2 separate regions of the Homo sapiens genome follow, and region 1 is linked to region 2. Evidence: chromatin loops called from intact Hi-C (ENCODE). Cell type or tissue: heart left ventricle. All regions are shown on one strand.

The links. A loop is a pair of places that touch in the nucleus more often than their neighbours do. Peaks named below come from ENCODE experiments on the same cell type or tissue, not always from the same donor. Only the 100,000 strongest peaks of a DNase experiment are listed, where the experiment ranks them.
Region 1: a loop joins it to region 2, with 5 times the contacts of the local background. A loop is called at or near these places in 11 of 110 quality-filtered maps.

What each region holds. Positions count from the first base shown.
Region 1 is chrX:16,442,059-16,450,058 of GRCh38, reverse strand. The region is part of intron 1 of LOC124905249 (a long non-coding RNA gene); the gene reads left to right. Among named protein-coding and RNA genes, the nearest start is that of MIR548AM, 180 kb to the left of the region's middle. RefSeq lists enhancers at 2,462-2,987, 2,988-3,513, 4,583-4,782. In heart left ventricle, a CTCF peak has its summit at 4,691 (motif pointing right); no DNase peak of the experiment used is centred here.
Region 2 is chrX:15,691,198-15,699,197 of GRCh38, reverse strand. It overlaps CA5BP1-CA5B (CA5BP1-CA5B readthrough), which reads right to left. Exons shown (of 12, transcript NR_160544.1): 3 at 6,140-6,235. It also overlaps the pseudogene CA5BP1. Among named protein-coding and RNA genes, the nearest start is that of CA5BP1-CA5B, 20 kb to the right of the region's middle. RefSeq lists an enhancer at 3,710-4,252. In heart left ventricle, no CTCF peak of the experiment used is centred here; no DNase peak of the experiment used is centred here; H3K27ac peaks cover 1,895 bases.

The sequences.
Region 1 (8,000 bases), 750 kb before region 2:
AGAAATAAACATACTTTTCACCTTTCTCAGGGTGGAAGAAGACAAATTTACTGGGGATGTGGGAAGGCTGCCCTGAAGGTAACCCATAACTGGGTTGGACTATCAAAGAAAGGGCGTGGGTGGAGACTTCTGCTTGGAAGTCTAAAGAGGGAAGAGTCTTGATTCTTGGGTGCTATGGATCCTGGGGATAAGGAAGAGGGACCAGGATGGAAATTCCACAATTGAAGACAGTGGCACTCACAGGAGTGTAGCACTTTAGATGTGGAAGGATCACAGAGAATGCTCTGTTGATGGTGGAAAGCATCATGGTTAGCAGGCGCTGTAGCAGCTGACCAGATCAATGGTGCCCAATCAGTGATGGGGGAACTGTTCATCAGAGGTCTCAAGACACAGAAGGGAGAAATAGCTCAGCACTGCTACAGCACTGAGAGTCTTCGAGGAGGCACCAAGAAATTGATGCTTTAGTTTCTGCCAATACCCATTCAGCTGAGTGGGTGCTCAAGCCATATTTTCTTTGATTTAGACAAAGCCATGCGTTGTAGCTATTTTCCTAATGCCAAGGAGTAGTTTATACCTATTTTATTATTAATAATTGTAATAGTAATACTAGCTATCATTTGCTTACTGTCTTTTGTTATGGAATGAATTTTGTGGCCCCTGAAATTCTTATGTTGAAGCCCTAACTCCCAAAGTGATGATATTTGGAGATGGCACCTTTGGGTGGTAATTAGGGTTAGATGAGATCATGAGGGTGGGGTCCTCTTGATGGAATTTTTTTTTTTTTTTTTTTTTTTTTTTAAGACGGAGTCTTGCTCTGTCGCCCAGGCTGGAGTGCGGTGACGCGATCTCAGTTCGCTGCAAGCTCCGCCTCCCAGGTTCACACCATTCTCCTGCCTCAGCCTCCGGAGTAGCTGGGACTACAGGTGCCCACCACCACGCCCAGCTAATTTTTTGTATTTTTAGTAGAGACGGGGTTTCACTGTGTTAGCCAGGATGGTCTCAATCTTCTGACCTTGTGATCCGCCCGCCTTGGCCTCCCAAAGTGCTGGGATTATAGGTGTGAGCCACCGCGCCCGGCCTCTTGATGGAATTAATGCCCTTATAAGAAGGGGAAGAGAGAGAGAGAGAGATCTGTCAGCTGTCTGTCTGCAACCCAAGGAGAGAGCCCTTACCAGGAACTGAATCAAACAGCAACTTGATCTGAGACTTCCAGCCTCCAGAACTGTGAGAAAAGTAAATTTTTGTTGTTGAAGTCACCCATTCTGTGGTATTTTGTTATGGCAGCCTGGGCTAAGATACCTACCATGTGCCAGGAACTTCCTGTATGTTGCTTTGACTAATCCTCAAAACAACTCTTCAAGGTAGGTATTTCTACCTGGCAAAGGAAACAGAAACAGAGAGGTTAACCACCTTGCCCAAGGTCACACAGCTAGCATGTGAGAAAATGTTTATAAAATGCCTAGTGCAGTATCTAGTACAGAATAAGCCCTCAATAGAGAGCTTTTTATAACTCAAAAGCTCATGTTGTTTTCCATATACATTCAGGTCACCATTTTGTCTGAGCTTGTAAGCTGTCTTTGTTCTTTCCACTCCATAGCTACCACTTGACACAGGGATTCTGACCTTATTGTGACATCCTGGAAATTAAGTTCAGCCAGAGGTGGCTCCTGACCTAAACAGAGAGCCCAGCCTCATTGTTCCTTAAAGTCTCTCTGAAGTAAGATGCCTCTGGAATAATAACCAGTAGTGATGGAATCCCAATCAGGAACCCAATGGGGAACTTTTCTTGAGAAACTCTTCCCCTAAGGCCTGAGCCTGGGTGCTACTTGACTGCTGCTCCATGGCTTACTATGGGCAAGGTCTGGAAAGCCTTGGAGAAGTCTAGGCAGTCACAGGTAGCAGCCAGTGTAGAGGATATTAGAGGACAGGGCCAACATAGGAGGTGGGTTCATAAGGCAAGAGGCTGGGGACAGACTCTTGGCTCTTCCTTGGATGGGTCCAAATCCCAGAGCTGGCCTTGCATTGGGAGAATGATCAGAGCAGGAAGGCCTTTTCCCAAGTCCTATCTGAGCCACACAGCAAACCCTGGGGGGCGTGGAGGGAGCGATGTACCTTTAACCCCAAGGCTGACCATATCTCCACGCCATGCCTGGGGTTTCTGCCATTCAGGGGTTCTGGGGTCCAGCAAGGGTGAAGTGAAGAAAACAGGAGGAAGAAGAGAGGAGAGGGAGAGCAGGGTGTTTGGAAGCCTCAGGATCTGGTAAGAAGAGGAGAAAGCAAAGAGCAGCAGGAGCCACGAACGCTTCATTTCCTGCTTGTCCTCCCTGCCTCATTCTTGAATGAGGATCTTGAAGTAATGAGTGAGGAGGATTTTCCTAGCTACTAGCATAAGGGAGTATAAGAAAATAGTAGATAAGGAATAAAGTCCAGAGCTAATAAGAAGCACCTTTACTGTTGAATTCTTCTGAGAAAATTTCAGAAGTAAAATTCCTAGGTAAATTTTAGTTTATGTTCCATTCTAGGGAAATGTCAGCCACTCTCCTCTAATTAACATTGCTAAAAGCTTAGAGTGAAAGCTTTCATTTCCTGTTGCTTTTTACATGGACTTGCCACAGCAATCAGTGTCTGTGTAGCTTTCCTTCCCTCGGCTCTTGGTGTTCTTTCTCTGACATTAAGAAATTCTCTTCCTGCATGGAACAAGTGTTATTTTGTTAAAACCGGATGCCTGTCATTTATTCCTTGCAACTGTAAACCAAAAAGGAACTGAGACAAGTCTCAATCAATGTAGAAGTTTATTTTGAGGGCCGGGTGCGGTGGCTCACGCCTGTAATCCTAGCACTTTGGGAGGCTGAGGTGGGTGGATTGCTTGACCTCAGGAGTTTGAGACCAACCTGGGCAACATGGTGAAACCCCGTCTCTACTAAAATACAAAAAATTAGCCGGGTGTGATGGCACACGCCTTAATCCCAGCTACTAGGGAGGGTGAAACAGGGGAATCACTTGAACCTGGGAGGCAGAGGTTGCAGTGAGCTGAGATCGCGCCATTGCACTGCAGCCTGGGAGACAGAGCGAGACTCCGTCTCAAAAAAAAAAAAGAAGTTTATTTTGAGAAGGTTAAGGACGTACTCATGACACAGCCTCAGGAGGTCCTGAGAACATGTGCCCAAGGTGGTTGGGCCACAGCTTGGTTTTATACATTTTAGGGAGACATAAGATATCAATCAGTACATGTAAGGTGTACATTGGTTTGGTCTGGAAAGGTGGGACAACTGGAAGTGGGGGCTTCTAGGTCAGAGGTGAATTCAAAGATTTTCCAATTGGCAATTGGTTGAAAGACTTCTTCTAAAGGCCTGGAATCTATGGGAGGGAGTGTCTGGGCTAAGATAAGGGGTTGTGGAGACCAAGGTTCTTATTATGCAGATGAAGCCTTTAGGTAGCAGGCTTCAGAGAAAATAGATTGTAAATATTTCTTATTAGACTTAAAAAGGTGCCAGACTATTAGTTAATTCTCTCCTGGATCAGGACGAAGACCTGGAAAAGTAAAGGGATTCTTTCCAGAATGTAGATTTTCCCCACAAGAGACAGCATTGCAGGGCCATTTCAAAATATGTCAAAAAATATATTTTAGGGTAAAATACTTCAATTTCTTTCAGGGCCTGCTATCTGTCAAGTGATGCTATAATAGAGTCAGGCTGGAATTCGGTGTCTTATTGCTACAAAGTCTTAAGATGTCTATTGTAATGTGAATGCTGGTCAGTTGTGCCTGAATTCCAAAGCAAGGCGGGTATAAGGAGGCATGTCCAACTATGCCCCCCACTGCCCCCCAACCCCGCCAGCCCCGGCATCCCATCATTGCCTGAACTAGTTTTTCAGGTTCTTTGGAATGTCCTTGGCTGAGAGAAGGGGTCCTTTCAGATGGTTGGGGGGCTTAGAATTTTTTTTTTAGTTTACACAACTAATATAAATTTTATCAAAGGTTTCTGATGGTTCACACAGAAGTCCCACGGTGCAATTCTCCACTGGAAGACATTTTTATTTCCTAGGGCTATTAGTTGGCTTACAATAAAAACTTTAAAGCACTTTTCTTTCCTGAGAAAATTGCTCTCTGAATCAATGGGATTGAGCATAGATAATGGAAAGAGACAGTAAGATGTTCTTGCCTGTAACCAAGCTCCTGTTTAGCGCTTAGTTTGTCTGTCCAACCTGGAGAATCATGGGATGCCCCAGGAATTGTTCCTGAGATTTAAGTTTCACATTGAGACTTTAGGGTTGTTTCCTACAGATTGACTCTTCCCAGAGTGGGTGATCCATCCATGGAACAACCTTGGGTGGGCCTGTGGGTGCATCCTTAAAACAAATGAGGGCTCACTCTGAATATAAGGCAAGATCTTTCAACTGTGGCACTATTGACATTTTGGACTGGACAATTTTGTGTTATGGGAGTGTCCTGTGCAATGTAGGATGTTTGGCAGCATCCCCGGCCTCTACCCACTAGATGCCAGCCTCCACCCCTAAGCTGTGACATCCAAAAATGTCTCCAGACACTGCCAAATGTCCACTGCAGGAAAATATCACGCCCTGTTGAAAACCACTGATCCAAAGCACCCGCAATTATTTATTCTGGTACAGTTGTAGAAGGCCTCGAACACTTTTCTTCAAAGGGCTGTACAGCCTTAAGAAACCACTAGAGGGCGAGCAGGGCTGCTAATTTGAGCTGCTTCATAAAGGTGTCACTGCAGGACTTGGCAGAAGCAGGGGGCCAAGGGACTCCCCTTGGGAGCTTGATGGAACCACTGAGAAGAGCAAGTCCTGCCATCCTAAGAGCATTAGGGAAGCAGCCACCAGTAAGAACGCACCCCTCACCCCAGGAGCTGAGAAGACCATGGTTATGAGGTGACTGTCAAGTGATGGGCTCCATCACCCAGGGTGAGGTAACCCTCTGTGAGGAGGGGTCAGCCAGCCTCTTCTGTCTCCTTGATGTGGTGTACTTAGTGTAGAGAGGAAAGAGATTATTGGTCTTATCTCGATTTTTCATGAAGGGGAGATAGCATTCAGTTCAATAAGTATTTATTTCATGTCTACTATTTATAAGGTTCTGTGTTTGATTATGGGGATATTGGTAGATTGCATAAATGGCCACAAATTATTTACCTGTCTGTATCCATGCCTTTGGGCAGTCCCCTCCCACATTGACTCTGGGCATAGCCATTTGATTTGCTTTGGCCAATGGGTCAATAGCAAATGTGATGCAAGCAGAGACCTGAAAGCTCTTGCTCACTGGGGCATATCCACTCTTGAGGCTCTTGGGACCCTGCCGCTGCTGTCGTGTGAGGAAGCCCAAGCTAGCCTGCTGAATGATGAGAGATCCGTGACCCCAGGGGCTCCTATTACCTCAGCTGACAGCCAGCCAACTTCCAGAAGCTGAGACACCTAGTTGACCAGCAGCCAACTGGCACGGCTTAACTCAGTATAGCAGAAGACCAGCAAAAGAAAGGCCCAGCCCAAATTGCCAACCCACAGAATTGCGAGTCACGTAGTTGGCTGTAGTTTTTAGGTCACTAAGCTTAGGGTGGACTGTTACGCAGCAAAAGCTAATGAAAACACAGATGGATGAGACATAGTTCTTGCCTTCAGGACTCCACAGCCTAAGAGACCAATAATTTGCTCCCAAGGCAGGCTGCTTGTGTAATTGGACCCTTAGAGCCATACGAGACAGTAATAGCAGTCACGTTCGTTTTTCACTCCTGGAATACTAGTTAAAAGCATGAACTTGAAAACCAAAGCGCTTGAACTTAAATCCCAGCTCCATCACTTACTAGCTGTGTGACTCTGTGTAGGTTCCTTAATCTTTGTGTCTCTATTTTCTCGAAAAGGGATAATGATAGAACCTACCTCATGGAGTTGTTGAGGGGATTAATAGGTACACATTTCTTATGATAGGGTCTATGATTTAGTAAGTGTTTTGAAAGTACTAGCAATATATGTTTGGTCTAAAATGGAATCAGCATTAAAGTGTTTTCTTTTTGAATAACACCTTCCACTACATATAATAGTAATACATGTTCTTTGTGAAAAGCTGAAAAAAATACAGGAAAACTATAAAGAAGAGAACAAATGTCATCCCTTAGATTTTGTGCCAACTTTAGAAATAACACATTTTATTTTAAATCAAGCTACTATGATCAGCTTTGGAGAAAGGTCATTCAAGATACTCAGGGAATAAAGGTATCAAGTGCTTAGCCGAGTGAAGCCCTTTATATAGACTTTGCTCAGTGTACATTTCTCCAGTTGGATTGAAAGAGATCAAGTAGTTCCTTGTCCTATAGCATCTGGGATATAATTTGCAGATCCCAATGGACTAAATTAAACATTGGAGCAAAGTGCAAAGGAAAACCAGAAAGGAAGGCAATGATTAGCAACTCTGGACCCATGGAGCATTTCTAACTAAGGAGTATGTTCTTATTTTATTTTTATTCATATTATTTTTAATAAATCATAATTGTACATATTTATAGGGTATAATGTGATGTTTTGATGTATGTATACAATATGGGATAATTAAATCAAGATAATCAAGATGAATTAACATATCCATCACCTCACTTATCATTTTTTGTTGTGTGACATTTGAAATTTACTCTTACTTTGAAATATACATTATTATTGACTATAGTCACCCTGCTGTGCAATAGATCTCAAAACTTAGTCCTTCTGTCTATCTGAAATTTTGTACCCTTTGACCAACAGCTCCCCATTCTCTCTTTTCCTCTACCACTGGTCCCTGGTAACCATCATTCTACTTTCTACTTCCGTGAGTTTAACTTTTTAGGATTCCACATATAAATGAGATCACATGGTATTTATTTTTCTGCACTGGCTTATTTCACTTAGCATAATGTCCTCCAAGTTCATCCATGTTGTTGCAAATGACAGAATTTCCTTCTTTTCATGGCTGAATAATATTCCATTGTGTATATATACCACATTGTAATTATCCATTCGTCTGTTGATGGATACTTAGGTTGATTCCATATCTTGGCTATTGTGGACAGTGCTGCAATAAACATGGGAGTGCAGATATCCGTTTGACATATTGATTTCAATTCTTTTGGCAATATACCCAGAAGTGGGATTACTGGATCATATGGTAGTTCTAGTTTTAGTTTTTTGAGGAACCTCCATACCATTTTCCATGATGGCTATACTAATTTACATTTCCACCAACAATGTAAAGGCATCCTCTTTCTCTATATCCTCACCAACACTTGTTATTCTCTATATTTTTGAGAAAAGCCATTTAAGGCTTGTTCTTATATGCTGCCTCTCTTGATGTGCAAGGCTGTTTAAGTTTGAAACGGCACTTGTTATTAAACTGACTTTTGCAGAAGCAGAAGTTGTATCTTAGAATGGTGTAGTAGCTGGCCAATGTAACACAGGTAGTGATTAGTGGAGCTGGGTCCAGGCCACTGACCTAACATCCAGTGGTCTTTTGTGTTTGGCTTCTTTTACTAGCATAATGTTTCTGAGATTCATCCAAGTTGTAGCATGTATCAGTGCTTTGTCCCTTTTTATTGCTGAATGGTACTGTGTTGTATGAATATACCACAGTTTATTTATCGATGAACATTTTGATTGCTTCTACAAGTCTTGTAGAGACATATGTCTTCTATAAACATACATCTTCATTCATTTCCCTTAGGTAGATACTTAGGAGTGGAATTGTTGGGTCATATGGTGACTCTCTGACATTTTGAGAAACTACAAGACTGTTTTCCAAAATAAGTGTACTATTTTACAATCTTGGTAGCAATGTATGAGGATTTCCAGTTTCTTCACATCCTCATCTATACTTGTTACTGTTTGTCTTTTAAATTATAACTATTCTAGTGGTTGTGAAATGCTATTTTATTTTGGTTTTGACTTGCATTTTCCTAATGCCTAATGTTGTTGAGTATCTTTTCATCTGCTTATTAGCTATTTGTATATATTTTTGGTAAAAT
Region 2 (8,000 bases):
AAAACCATATTAAATTTATGGAATCAACTTAAGGAGAACTGACATCAAAGGTGTCTTTATAATATCTTCCTATGTAAAAACAGGGTATGAATTTTATAAAGTCAAGTCTTCTGTGTCCCTCAGAAATGTTTTATAGCTTTCTTAACATTTTATGTTGTTTATTAACATTATTTTAGTTTCTATTATAAGTAGGTTTCCTTCTTCTGTTATGTCTTTTAACTAACTGTGAGTTATATATGCCAACGGAATTGATTTCTATAAATTGACATGGTACTCCACTAATTGCTGAATTATCTTTGTAGGAGTTTTTAGTGTTTCTCTAATGTTCTTTATGTTTTTTGGCCTAACTTTATTGGCTCCTGCCAGAGGTTAATTCAATTAAATTTAATATTTAGTATGCTAATAACCATGGAGTTAATGATATCCTTTCCACATTAAACATACTATTTATTTTTGAGCTGAGATAAATCTACTTCATCCAGTTAGGGAATTCTTCATTTCTGTTTTATTAAAAAAATTTTTAAAGGGATGGTGGGTTTTGTCTAACGTATTTTAGGAAATCCATGGAAATGATCATATAGATTTGTTGATGGGATGAAATCCATTAATTGTAAGTATATCATTCTTAGTACTGAACCATCTGTGGATTACTGGAATAAACCCTACCTGGACAAAGTATATATTTCTTCTAATGCACTGCTAGATTCTATTTCTACTATTTTATTTAGCTTTTTTTTCTGTTGTTACATATTTTTTAGAGATATTGGCCTATTGTTATATTTTGGGGGTAGGATGGTCTAATCTTTGATAGGTTTTGGTATCACTGTTATCCTGGCTGCATGAAAAAGAGGCTGGAAGCTTTTAGTCAATAAAAATCCAATATGAACAAGTAAACGCAGTTATTATTACAGTTTAGTTTATGAATTAAACAGGATTTTGTGTGCTGATGTAGTAACCACCACTTAGACTTAGTTTCTAAGAGAAAAATAAATCCCAAGTTTCAAACAACTGACTTACATGAAAATTTCTGGATGAATATTGTCGGAGTCTGTCTTTATCCTGAGATTCTATAGCAAAACTCCCTTAAGGATTTTAAAGGGTTTTGAATACACCCATTTCCAGCCTTCGTTTTTTTATTTAAAAGGGTCTTAATTTTCATAGAGAATCTACACAATGCATGTATAATAAAAACATATGTCACTGTCAAATATAGATGTAAAAAGCTTATGTTCTTCTATGTTTTAACTCTTCTCTCTAGCTAATTTGAAATATCTCTAAATTCATGTCCAAACTGAGATAAGACGTTGGTACACTTCAATAAAAATGTATAAGCATTACAAGATGTTAAAACTGATGCCACAGTCTGAGCCCAGCCTTGTTTTAAAAGGGGAGACGAGGATTTCCTTAGATGAAAATTGTGGAGAGAACGTACCTGATCATCATCAACCTCTACTGGCTGCTTCTTAATGATAAAGGTGATGGACTCAAGACAGGGCTGGACCAGGGAGATACTGGACCTACTTGGGTCCAGTAATCTAGACAGGTGGGCACCAGGCAGGAAGTGCCAAACGACCCAAATTCCATAACAGCGTCCTGGCCAAGAGACTGGGTCACTGAGTCATTATTTAGTAGTGAAAACCACTCAGGAATTGGACGCCGAGGTGACGGTTCTCAGGGAGTATCTGGAGATCAGCAGTGGTCCAGAGGAGCTCCAGGCCCTTCTGGGCAGCTACCTGAAGAATTGCTGCTTAGGATGGAATCATGCCCAGCCTTTGTTTCTAAAATTAACTGTGTATTTTTTATATTCTCCAGTGGGAAAACAGCCAAAACCATTTGATCTCTCAATTCTAGTGAGGTTCCAGCAGGTAGTCTCCTCTGAGTATTGCTGGGAGGTATTAGACAGTGGCCAGTGCATAAAGAAGGAGGCTTCACTTCTTCAAGGGAGACTGAGAATTTTCCTTTTAAAATGCAATGCAGAAAAACAACCCCATTAAAAAAGGGACAAAGGACATGAACAGACATTTCTCAGGACATACAAGTAGCCAACAAACATGAAAAATGCTCATCATCAGTAATCATCAGAAAAGTACAAATCAAAACCGCAACGAGATACCATCTTAAAACAGTCAGAATGGCTATTATTAAAAAGTCAAAAAACAACAGATGTTGGTGAGGCTGTGGCAAAAAGGGAATGCATATACACTGTTGGTGGGAATGTAAATTAGTTCAGCCACTATGGAAAGTAGTTTGTAGATTTCTCAAATAACTAAAAACAGAGCTACCATTTAATGCAGCAATACCATTACTGGATATAAACCCAAAGGAAAATAAATCATTTTGCCAAAAAGACACATGCACTCATATGTTCACTGTCACACTATTCACAATAGCAAAGACACAGAATCAACCTAGGTGCCCATCAGCGGCGGACTGGATAAAGAAAATGTAATATATACACTATGGAATACTACACAGCCATAAAAAATGAAATAATGTCCTTTGCAGCAACATGGATGCAGCTGGAAGCCATCATCCTAAGCGAATTAATGCAGGAACAGAAAACCAAATGCTGCATGTTCTTGAGAGAACTAAACATTGAGCACACAGATATAAAGATGGGAACAATAGACACTGGGGGTTACTGGAGGGGGGAGAGGGTTAAAAAACTACCCATTTGGTACTGTGCTCATTACCTGAGTGATGGAATCTGTACCCCAAACCTCACCATCATGCAACATACTTATGTAACAAACTTGCACATGGTACCCCCTGTATCTAAAATAAAAGTTGATAGAAACAAACAAAAAATGAAATGCAGATCAGGAGGAGCCAGAAACCTGGACTAAAAGGGGAGAGAGGAAAAAAGAGGGAAATGGAGAGGAAAGCAGGGGGAAAGAGGTGGGGACCAGAAGGATACAGTGGGGGATGAAAGGGAGAAGGAGACAATATATGGGCCTCCAGAGCACAGCCCTTTGAGATTCTGAATATAGAAGAAATAATCTTGGGGGGCTGGACAAAGGCATCCAACCTGAAGGATGTGGGTCATTGTTCTTTCCAGCTGGACAAGGCAAGTTTCTGTAGAACTGCGCTCTGCTCCCTGCCTGTGGGATGGCAGCTACAGAACAGAAGGCTGCTCTGGGTGTGTTCACAAGGACTTAGAAGGAGCCGGTGTCAGGAACAGAGGAGGGGACAGCAATATGTTCCTGAGTCCCCAAGTCCTCAGCGGCACTGCAGCAAAACCAGAAAGCTCACTGGCCCACCCACATGATCACTTCTGTCCCCTGCAATGTGACCCAGGGCCAGGGTCATTCATAAATTACAGGTCTCCTTCTAAGGCAGTGTTGAAAGAGAACTGGAATACAGTTCACCTACTTAAACTTCCCAATTCAAAGTGCCTTGGTAATGTCTCCACTCTTGAGATTGAAACACAAAATATATTTCAGGCAATTTAGGAAAAATACTACCCCACACTTAGTTGATGGCATGGAATCCACCAATTTCTATAGCTCTTTATGATGTTTGCCTAGCTAAAGAACAACAAATGAGAAAACATTAAAAACAACGGACATCTCACTGTAGAATTGGAATGAAATATGAATTAAAAATGACCATCTGGTGATTACCTAAAAGCAAATCACAGTCTGAAACCACTTAAACTGGCAATTTAGAATGTTATAAACATCACCGAACTAAACTGGACACAGAACACATGAGCAGGCTGTCTGACGTTGTGCCTGCAGTCCACAGGGAAAGGTGCTCCTGCTCCACTCACCTCCCCGGGCCTTCCTAAGCCTTGGCCCACAGGGACCCTGGAGGCTGAAGCTCTTCAAACAGGTTACAGCACATGAAGGCCAGGCTTTCGGCGCAGGCCCCTAAGTCCTCAAGGGCATGTTCCAGGAGACTCAGTACATAAAGCACGTTTTCTATTAATAGCTTTTGTATTTAATGCTTTGATATCTGGGGACTTGTTGACACCACAAGCACTGTCCCTCCCAAGGCTGGCTAATTCCCAGAGAGAACAGACAACTGCAAGAGCACCTTTCATATGCAATCCAGAGCTTACAGCCCCACCATCTCCTTTATCAGGCTCTTAGACTGGGGCCACTGTTCTCCTGCACCAATCACTCCACGGTCAGGTATCAGCCAAGTGGGGACAGCCCCCTAGGCCCCAGAACACTCTGAAATTATTCAAACTAGCCAATCCCAAGCCTGCTTACCCTGCCTCGCCTGTTCCTTCCCACTGAAACCACAATAAAAGCTCTTGCCCGCATTTTCCCCTCACATTCTCTGCCTCTTGACCAACCCTGGTGCTTCCTCATGTGGCTCTGCACAGTGTGCCATGCCTCCAGCTTCTAGGGATCTGGAAACAGGATCAACTTCTTCCTTCATGACAGTCATTCCCATGTCTGCATGTCTTACTGTACCCGACTAAAACAAATCCCAGGTACCCTTAAAACGCTCAGCCTCTAGTGCAGACTAAAGTTGGAAGCATGCAGGAAGCCTGTAGCTGCTGAACCTGCAAGAGCTCAGGGGCCCCATGAGAGTGTGGCCTATGGATTTTTAACCCCAGTCCTCCGTTAGCTAGCTGTGTGACCTAGCAAGAAAGCACTTAACCTCGCTGAGCTTCACTTTCTTCATCTGAAAAATGGAGACAATAATATTGCCGAATTCTTAGAAAGATAAACTAAGCACTTGGCAAATATGGAGTCACTTAGCACTCATGAATATTAGTTCCCTTCAAGATTTCCTAGTTATTTGCCTTTATCTTTCTATTCTGCTTAAAATACATTCTTCCGTTTAAAATGTATTCTTTTTTTTTAAATTTTTTGAGACAGAGTCTCACTCTGTCACCCAGGCTGGAGTGCAGTGGCGCGATCTCAGCTCACTGCAGCTCCTGCCTCCCGGGTTCAAGTGATCCTCTTGCCTCAGCCTCCCGAGTAGCTGGGGCTACAGGTGCCCGCCACCACACCCAGCTAATTTTTATATTTTCAGTAGAGACGGGGTTTCACCATGTTGGCCAGGCTGGTCTCGAACTCGTGGACTCAAGTAATCCGCCCGCCTCGGCCTCCCCAAAGTGCTGGGACAACAGGTGTGAGCCATCGCACCTGGCCTAAAATACATTAATCTTACATTTTAACTATTATTTATTTATTCGCCTTTATCCTTTTATACCAATGCTTAAAAACAGAAGTATGATACAAGCCACAGAGGTAATTAATTTTCTAGTGACCACATTTAAAAAGTAAAAATAGATGAAATCCTTTTTAATATTTTATTTTACCAAATATATTCAATATATTATCACTTCAAAATGTAATCAATACGAAAAGTTATTAATGAGATGGTTTATATTTTTTCCATACTAAGTTTTAAAAATCTGTTGTGTATTTTACACTTCAGCACATCTCAATTTGGATGCTACCTTTTTCATCAAAAATACTTGATCTATATTTAGATTTCAAAAAATTTATACTTGAAAACATATATATACATATCCAAATGGTTCCAAACATTCTTAAAAGTTTTTCTTTTTTTTTTTTTTTTTTTTTTGAGACAGTCTCGTTCTGTCGCCCAGGCTGGAGTGCAGTGGCACGATCCTGGCTTACTACAACCTCTGCCTCGTGGGCTCAAGCAATTCTTGTGCCTCAGCTTCCCAAGAAGCTGGGATTACAGGCGCCTGCCTTCACGCCCGGCCAATTTTTGTATTTTTAGTAGAGACAGGGTTTCGCCATGTTGGCCAGGCTGGCTTCGAACTCCTGGCCTTAAGTGATCTGCCTGCCTCGGCCTCCCAAAGGGCTGGGATTACAGGCGTGAGCCACCACGCCCAACCCAAAAGTTTTTCAATAACTGAATTGAATATCAGTTTTTTAATTGAAATTTAAGTGAATTAGAAGTAAATTAAATCTTCATTTCCTAAGTTACACCAGCCACATTTCAAGTGCCCAACTGTCACGTGTGGCTTGTGACCACTCTATTGGATGGCACGGTTTCATGCCATTTAAAATATATCCTTAACAATCACTATTTATCTTACCAGTGTAGGGATCCCAATATTCTTAAAGTAAATAACAATATTATACTGTTCTATCTTTTCATCCTAGAATACAACACGTCATTTAAAGTTGGTGAGATTTTTTACCTTTAAAAATACTCCTATCACAGCCAAACCATTTTCTTCCAGTGCTGCATCCTCAAAGTTTTCAAATTTGACTGCGTTCCAATGCACTAAGTGCAGCTGAAACACCATGAAAAGAGGGTTAACACGTGACTATACAGAATCTCTCCAGAATAAACCCACAGCCTCAGTCAACCTATGACATTTAAACATGTTTCCTCACCCAAAGTAAAGCCACCAAGAAAACCATATGACAATCCAAAATGAGATAGAAACAAAGATCAGGAAGAAATTTAGGCAAGGACAGCAATTAATATTTCTTTGGAATAAAAGGACTCGGGGAGAAAAATAAAATAAAATACATATAGCAAACTGAGTCGCATTTCAGTAAGGGATCAACATTTGCTCGTTCCCATTCTGCTTTGCATGAAATACTAACATCCAAAATCCATTTACATTTAAAGGAGAGAAAATGTTTATATTGAGAAAAGTAAGTTCTCCTTATAGGAATTAGACAAGAGTTGAAGACTGGCCGGGTGTGGTGGCTCACATCTGTAATGCCAAGACTTTGGGAGGCCAAGGTGGGTGGATCATTTGAGGTCAAGAGATTGAGATCAGCCCGGCCAACATGGTGAAACCCCGTCTCTACTAAAAAAAAATACAAAAATTAGCAGGTGTGGTGGTGGATGCCTGTAACCCCAGCTTCTCAGGAGGCTGAGGTGGAAGGATCGCTTGAACCCGGGAGGCGGAGGTTGAAGTGAGCCAAGATCGCGCCACCGTACGCCACTTAGGTGACAGAGAAAGACTCCGTCTCAAAGAAAAAAAAAAAAGAAAAAAAAGAGTTGAAGACACATTTCTTCTTTGAGAGATGACCATTTAAAATGTTCTTTTTATTGTTGATACAACATTTAAAACTAAATTGCTGCCAGGTGCGATGGCTCACATCAGCACTTTGGGAGGCTGGGGCAAGAGCATCACCTGAAGCCAGGAGTTCAAGCCCAGCCTCGGCAACACAGTGAGATCTCATCTCTACAAAAAATTTAAAAATGAGTTTGGCGTGGTGGTACATAATCGTGTAGTCCCTGCTACTTGGGAAGCTGAGGCGGAAGGATCACTTGGGCTCAGAAGTTCAAGGCTGCAGTGAGCTATGACTGCACCACTGCACACCAGCGTGGGTGACACAGTGAGAGCCTATTAAAAAAAAAAACAAAACCAATAAACCAAACAAACAAAACCTAAATTACAAAAAAGCTGTAAGAAGCAATTATATTTCCTTATGATTTCCCTATACTTTTGCTATGGTTTGGATATGGTCTGTTTGGTCCTGCCAGGTCTCATGTTGACACCTGCTCCCCAATGTTGGAGGTGGGGCTTCATGGGAGGTGTTTGGATCACGCGGGCAGATCCCTTATAAATAGCTTGGTGCCATTCGGGTGGAAGTGAGTTCTTACTCTTAGTTCCCAAGAGAACTGATTTGGGTTTTTTTTTTTTTGAGACAGGGTCTCACTCTGTCACGCAGGCTGGAGTACGGTGGCACAACTGTGACTCACTGCAGCCTTGACCTGCTAGGCTCAAGTGACACTCCCACCTCAGCCTCCCAAGTAGCTGGGACTACAGGCATGGGCCACCATACCTGGCCAATTGTTTTTTTTTTTAATTAAAATTTTTTTTTGTATAGACAAGGTCTCACTATATTGCCCAGGCTGGTCTCCAATTCCTGACCTCAAGCCATCCTCCCGCATTGGCCTCCCAAAGTGCTGGGATTACAGGTGTGAGCCATCACATTCAGCCACAGAACTGATTGTTGAAAAGAGCCTGGTACCTCCTCCTCTCCCTCTTACCATGTGATCTCTGCACGTTGGCTCCCCTTGGCCTTCCAACATGA